Linked DNA regions of Homo sapiens: all the other regions are linked to region 2. A link is a loop called in an ENCODE intact Hi-C map of the cell type or tissue named here. Cell type or tissue: A673. All regions are shown on one strand.

Region 1 (2,500 bases), 310 kb after region 2:
AAAAAGAGGATCAGAATAGAACAAACTGAGTTCATTTGAAATTTGAAAAATAAAATAGGGACAGGGTCTTGCTATGCATCACAGCTGGTCTCACTCCTGAGCTCAAGCAATCCTCTTACCTTGGCCTCCCAAAGTGCTGAGATTACAAGCATAAGTCTCCATGCCAGGCCTTCATTTGCAATTTTAATACACAACAGCTCAGGTGAAAAGATACTCCTTGAACTCCTCTGAATAATCAAATAATGTCGTTCTTCCTCAATTGAAGAAGGAATAAGTTAATGTTTTCAACTTTCCCAATTGTTTTTCTCCCAGAAAGTTTTCTTAAACCATTAGTCTTCTGTATTAGTAAACACTAATAGGCAGGCAGATAAATGAACAACAAATAGTCATGGAAAGCACAAAGACCACCAATGCCAAAACAGCTTTCTTTTTTCAGGAGCATGTGTGATTGTGATTTTTGATTGTATAAGTTCCAGGAAAAATTGTTATTAGTTTGCATGATGGGATTAGATCTAGCAATCATTCTTGGTATTATACAGAGAGAACCATGGCTTTCAAGTAAGTGCTCTGATACTCAACCAAAGTTAAGAGACTCTAGGTCCCAGAGGACAATAGTTGAGGGACTTTGCAAACTAAGGCTGGGGGAAATGGAACAGGGATGAACTGAGGGGAAGAAAAACAAAGTGGGCTTAGGATGAAGAACGTGGGCAGCATGCTGGCAGCTGAGCATCCTCAGTGCATACCCCTCTGCTGAGGGCTGCTGTGAGCTGGCCACCCTGATGGGAAGACTGTCTACGTCTGGCTTCAGGAACTGTCCCGATGGACACAGGATTCCCTTGCCTCCGCAGTGCATCTTCTCCTATCAACAAAAGGAAGTAGGAAGAAAGAAACACCAAGAAGAGGCCTGCAAAAAGGTCTTCTAAAAGTTTTATCTATGGCAGCCCTGCACTCTTCCTTCTTTCCGGTGAATAGAAAAGAGCTCAAAAATCCATACCTTCACATCTCAGGTGAATTGTTCATACATCAAATTCTTGTAACATCCAAAGGCGAGGGAAGAACAAGGTGAGCTGGCTCCTGAAGAAGTATTCATGGAATATTAGAGCCGAAAGGGGCCTTGAAAAGTCATATTTCATGGTAATCCTGTGCCATATAGACATAATCTTTCCTGTATCGGTAGAAAATAGGTTCCCCATAATGGCCAATTCACATACTAAATTGTGCAATAGGATTACAGCACCATCTTGTGGCCAAAATCAGTACAGCTCTGAACACAAAAAGCTCCAATTTGTTCCATTCTTACTTGGAGTTTAGTGTTAGTTTCCAGTTTACTTTCTTGTGACCACATACAACACTTTGAGAAAAATATTCCTCATTATACATATGCATATAATAAAGAGTATGAATTTAAAAGAATAGGGGTTATGTAATTAAGTCTGTAGACATTAATGTTACATTTTTGGCTAGAGGATTTTTTTGGTACAATTATACTTTGGGCACAGGGAACTGGAGAGTGGGAAAAGGTGGAAAAAGTCAGAATTTCAAAGTAAATGACTAATGTCTTCCTCTGGTGTGAACCTAAATTCAAATGTCAGTGCTTCCAGTCTTATGACTGTCTTCTCAACATGGACGAGGCATTAGTCAAAGAGCTAGTCCTTCACATGGTCACTGAATGCTCTTGGTCACATGCACCATTTGATGACATTCTTGTACCCACATGTTCCTTCTACCCACATATCATACTTATGCAGTTAGGCTCATAGGACAAATAGCTACTCAGAGACTGGTTCCAAATTTCAAGCTATATTTGATATGCAATTGAAAATGTATGTCAATTTTTCTAAATTTTCTACATTTCTACCCTATTTTAGAGGGTGCTTTTAAAAAGTACAACAATTTAAGTTCAAAGAAGGCTTTACTTAGAAATATGTTGAAATTACATTCTACATAAGGCATATGGATCTCTACTTGCAAAGTAGTTTTATGAACTAGAGCCAGACTTGTCCCACATGTAAATTTGGAAGCATTCAAAGTTTAAAAGTTTGAAAACCTAAAAGGATAGTTCCCCTCTAAGCTTGCAGGGTAAGGTCCTGCAAACTCCCCTGAGCAGGAGAAATTTGGGAACGCACAATCAGCACTATTTAGCGGGGGGGGGGGGGGGGCGGGGAGGGGGAAGAAAAGGATTACTGGGTTTGCAAATGAATTCCCTAGACTTTCTTAATGTTTACCTTAAAAAAAATTAGAATCATACCACAGCTAGATTCTGCCATCTCACAGATGCTGGATAAGTGGTCAGAAGACATGTCTTTTGCTTTCCAGAAAAGTTTGTCATATAATCTCTTTTCTCCTACAGTGCCAATGAGATGCTTATCAAATCATGTTTACTTGTGAGTAACACATATAAATGGCATTTTACCACTGGTTTTGGTCCTCTATCCTTGTGTTCCATTACTAGGAGTTGAAGTTAACTCTGAAAAAAAGGTAAAATATAGTTGACCCTTGA
Region 2 (2,500 bases):
GCTTATTATTATTATTTTTTTATAGTCTCAGGATACCTCCAAGTAGTTCAAAGGTCTCTGGCCACTCATAACCAACAAATGTCCAAAAGTAGTGAAAGATACCTCAGATATCATTGTGGAGAGGCTGAAATATCCAGAAGGCTTTGCAAAGCTCACAGTCAATTTCAAGTAAGTAGACTGGTTTCTGTGTGAGAGGGTCTATGCCAAAATGGTCTAGGTTTACTTGAGTTTTACAGCATTAACATCCTTCCCTTAAGTAGGTCTTGTGTCTACTTACCTGGGAAGGAAGGAAGATTTTGAACAGTTTGATTCTTTTTGGATATTGTGTATGTTACATTTTTTATATCATATAGGAAAGGGACTAATATCACTGCAGATGTTTTAAAATATGATGGGAGTGGATATTAAAGGAAAAAACTGTGGGAACAACATCTTAACAACAGTGAGATGGAGGCTCGCAGGGAAAAAAAAAAGGATGAGTGTCACCACTGGGATTTTTAGGCAGCCAAGGGGCACCACAAAAGCATTTATTCCTGGAGAAGGAGGGTTAACCAAAGAGAAGGGACCCTGAAAAGAAAGCGTGCCATTTCCACAAACCAAATCATGTTGATGTTGTCCACAGGGTTTGGACTACTAAGACACGATGTGACACTGGAGCCCTTCAAGCACTGAACGAAAGTAGATTTAGATTTAGATTCCCCCTCATGCTGTTGAATAAGGAAGTTTATGTTGTTCTAATATCTAGACTAGAAATTTCCATGTTAATGGTGGAAGCTCTTTTTTCCAAAGTAGGAGAGTTCCTTGCAACTGAATTTGGCAAAATAAGATAACCTAAAATGACAGATAAGAAATGATGGTGTTTGTCTTTACCTTGAAGAATGGAAGAAAATATGCTTTGGGAGACAGGCATCCAAAGGCATTACACAGTTTTACTGTAGTGGTGCTCAGGTTAGAGCAAAGAAAGGAGGTGGTAATAGCCTCAGGATTAACCATATATAAAGCCAAATATCAATGAAGGATGAAGTGAAGCTCTGGAACTGACAGAAGACCTGCTGGCAGGAATCACAATCTTGCCTGAATGTCTCATAATAGCCATGCTTACCTTTCTTAGCTCTCAGATATTATAATAATTAAATTCTGATGATGATAAAATTTACCAGCAGGGGGTGCCATCTCCTCAAATTTCCTTTCTTGGACAATAAAGGTCATTCTTAAAGGTTTTAATGTCTTTGCAGACAAGCCAAGGCTAATTGTAAGTTCATCAAATAATTGAGGTCTCTCAGTCATGGCATTGTCTAGATTGGGTATTATCCAGATGAGATGGGAGCATAACTGTCATCTTCACCTACATTAGGCAACTGGCTTCTAAACATTCACCTTTGGCCACAAGGTGACAGGAGGAGACTGTGTGAATGGGTTAAACACCTTTTGTGAGGCTGAGGCAGGTGCATTACCTGAGGTCAGGAGTTCGAGACCAGTCTGGGCAACACAGTGAAACCCCATCTCTCCTAAAATACAAAAAAATTAGCCAGGAATGGTGGCAGGTGCCTGTAATCCCAGCTACTCGGGAGGCTGAGGCAGGGGAATTGCTTGAACTAGGGAGGTTGAGGTTGCAGTGAGCCAAGATCGCGCCACTGCACTCCAGCCTGGGCAACAGAGTGAGACTTCGTCTAAAACAACAACAACAACAATGAAACCACTTTTCATGGGAAACTGTCTCAACCTACACTGTCTGCCAATGCAAAGTCAAGGCATGTGTTGCCTTCAGGTCAACATCATTTAGATTTTTGTTTATAGATTTTAAATGCTATTGGGGAAGAAGGTCTGCAAACTTTCACTCACAAATCACGTTTTACATTTAGACTGCAGAATTAGGTTGAGGCATGTTATTACATATTTTAATATTAAGTTAACTTTTCCTCCGATAATTTTTTCAAGCTTTTCAGTTTGCTTCACGTTCCCGTTCATGTTCTTCAAGATCTCAGCTGTCCCCCGTAGGGATCTCCTGGGACACTAAGCCAGTTTGCTCCAGGCTAGTCCAGGCAGCAGTCCCTGCGTGAGCTGAGACTTGCAGGGAAGATTCCATTTGCTGTGGTCTTGAGGCTTGCGTGATGTGACTGCTCACACTAGGGGCATGGCTGCCATGACCCCATTTGCTCATGACCCTGCTGGCTGAGCAGATTCTCCTCCCCAAAGAGCTGTGGGTGGTCGGCTTCAACCCCCGCAGCAGGGGTGGAACAGGAGAGACCAGAACTCTTGGGGATTCCTGAACCCAAGCTCCCAAATTAGAGCCACTTGCCACTAGTCCTTGCCCTGCTAAGCTCTGGACCTGGAATCTAACTTGAGCTTGGTTTACCCTTCAAAGACCTCAAGGTTCAAAAGCAGTGGATTAGGGTTCAGAAGAGCCAGGCTATGCTTGCAGGAGTTAAACAAGATGCTGCCCAGGCCTCACTCATGCCAAAGCGCTTTGCTTTTCTAAATTCTACTAGGACTCTAAACG
Region 3 (2,500 bases), 290 kb after region 2:
AGCATTCTCGTCTGTAAAATGGAGAGATGTAATAGTGATACCTATTCAAATAATTCTAACAACAATTAAGGCTGGTGTGAGGATGTGAATAATACATAGAAAGCATTTAGCAAAGGACTCTGCACTTAGTAAATGTTCAACCAGTGTGAGCTATTTTTATAGCCATTTCTGAGGTACTGTCCATCTCAGACCTCACCAACTAGGTCAGGTCACCTTCTTAGCCCTCCATAGCCTTGAGTAATTCCACTTCCAGATATTTATTTAAATTGCAGCTGTATACTTTTCCAAGTTATTTTATGTCAGCCTGCACCTCTCTCTCATTCGTAGTTTTTGAGACCAGATTTCCTTCTTGGTTTCTTATTTAAGAGAGTACCAGGCACATGGTAGGCAGGTAGGTATCCAAGGATGGATGGATGGATGGACGGACGGATGATAGATGCATGTCTGTGGCAGTTACTGATGGCAGGTTTCCATGTGCCTCTTTGCCTCTAAACTATGCATTTTCTTTTTATTTCTTCATGTCCCCTTATTATATCTTAGTCCTCCCAGGGGCAGTTGGAGGCATTATTTGTCTCTGTAAAAAGGGGCTAAGGACATTTCTACAGACAGTTATTGAGCACTGCCTGTATGCTCCATGTAGTGCTAGGAGTAAGCAAAAAGTGAATGGCAGAGTCTCATGCAGGTCTCAGTGTAGCTGAGGGAGACAGACACATTAAAATTGGCTAGAATAAAATACTGCAGGTGTCATGGTGGGGCCAGGCATTGGGCTTTACAGAAATCGGGAGCAGAGACATCTCTTAGGAGGTGGCGAGGATGATCAGAGAAGATTTAGAAGTCCAGGGGACCATTGAGCTATGTCTTAAAGGCAAGTAGGAATTGAACTGGGTAATGTTCCCAGCAGAGGCAAGAAACAACATTCACTATTAGGAAGTCAATTATGAGCTTGCTAGTGGGATGGCATAAAGTTCTAACTTCGCTCCCACAGGACAGTCTGTTTGCAGCCAGCTTTGTGTTGAGTTGAATGATGTCTGTTTATGGCTTAGATATTTTCCTTCTTTGTCCTGACTTAAGGTGGCGTTAGTGCCCCCTTGTGGAAGTAGTGAGTGGTGATGGAACTGTCTTAGCAGCACGCTGTGGGAAACTTCAGTGTTTATTTATCATGATTTATGTAAACACTTGTTTACTGTACATCAGAATCCTCTTGAGTTTCATTTAAAAGGACTTAATACTCTCACCCCTGAATTAGATATTCTTGCTTCTTCAAAAGCTGTTGGTTTTACTCTCACCATTTAAAGTAGTATAACTTGTATTTATATTATGTATTTATACACATACACACATACACACACACACACACACACACACACACATATATTTGAGCTAATAATGCAGTGAACTAAGTTTTAATAGCTTTGGGCATTACTGATCCCTATTTAAAAACACACATACATACAGACACACACACAACTGAACCTTCAAAGACCTCAGAATAATTGTGAAGCTAACTGTATAATAACTGTATAATAAAAGGAAGCTAACTGGAAGACCAAACCTTCAGCCACAGGTAGCATTTTGGAAGGCTCTTTCAGCCACGGGTAGCATTTTGGAAGCATCCTGAAATGAGAAGAATTGTGTTCACTCCTTCACTCCTGATACAAGTAAGACGGACCATTCCCAACGTCTTGTAAAGAGCATTTTCCTTCAAAATTAGGAGTTCTAGGACAGACCTTAATTTTTTCTGTCTTTTTAAAGATTTATTTTATCTTATTTTTTTTAGAGACAGGGTCTCATTCTGTCACCCAGGCTGGAGTGCAGTGGTGCAGTCATAGCTCAACACAGCCTCGAACTCCTGGGCTCGGGCGACCCTCCCACCTCAGCCTCCCAAGTAGCTGGGATTACAGGTGCATGCCACCATACCCAGCTGGCTAATATGTTTTTAATTTTTATTTTTTCTAGAGATGGGGTCTAGCTATGTTTCCCAGGCTGGTCTCAAACTTCTAGCCTCAAGTGATCCTTCCTCCTCGGCCTCCCAAAGTGCTGGGATTACAGACATAAGCCACTGTGCCTGGGCTTTATTTTATTTTTCATTGACCCATAATAATTGTACATATATGGGGTACAGTGGTAATGCTTTGATACATGTATACAATGTGTAATGATCAAATTAGAGTAATTAACATTTCAGTTACCTCAAACGTTTCTCATTTCTTTATGGTGGGAACATTCAAAATCCTCTCTTCTGTTGTCTCTAATATTAGCACCTTGCTTGATGCCTGACCCATAAACAAAGACACTGATTTTTTGTTTCCTTTCTTCTTTAAGCAGTTAGGAGGCCTTGTGATACCCAGAGATTCCAAAATAATGTTTGATGTTTCTAAAATCTTAAGAGAAATGAAGCATTCACCCTTAATAACATACAGGCTGAAGTGTTTATTTTTGACTGGGATTGAATTAAACCAAGTGGAGCAAAACAAAACAAAATTGTTTATCTTGTACTGAC

What was found. A loop is a pair of places that touch in the nucleus more often than their neighbours do. Peaks named below come from ENCODE experiments on the same cell type or tissue, not always from the same donor. Only the 100,000 strongest peaks of a DNase experiment are listed, where the experiment ranks them.
Region 1: a loop joins it to region 2, with 7 times the contacts of the local background. A loop is called at or near these places in 77 of 110 quality-filtered maps.
Region 3: a loop joins it to region 2, with 11 times the contacts of the local background. A loop is called at or near these places in 106 of 110 quality-filtered maps.

Annotation. Positions count from the first base shown.
Region 1 is chr2:223,969,214-223,971,713 of GRCh38, reverse strand. No RefSeq gene overlaps it. Among named protein-coding and RNA genes, the nearest start is that of MRPL44, 13 kb to the right of the region's middle. In A673, a CTCF peak has its summit at 1,246 (motif pointing left); a DNase peak (open chromatin) is centred at 1,233; H3K27ac peaks cover 1,000 bases.
Region 2 is chr2:224,283,185-224,285,684 of GRCh38, reverse strand. No RefSeq gene overlaps it. Among named protein-coding and RNA genes, the nearest start is that of FAM124B, 120 kb to the left of the region's middle. In A673, a CTCF peak has its summit at 1,211 (motif pointing right); a DNase peak (open chromatin) is centred at 1,164; H3K27ac peaks cover 677 bases.
Region 3 is chr2:223,992,401-223,994,900 of GRCh38, reverse strand. The region is part of intron 3 of SERPINE2 (serpin family E member 2); the gene reads left to right. Among named protein-coding and RNA genes, the nearest start is that of MRPL44, 36 kb to the right of the region's middle. In A673, a CTCF peak has its summit at 1,100 (motif pointing left); a DNase peak (open chromatin) is centred at 1,040; H3K27ac peaks cover 976 bases.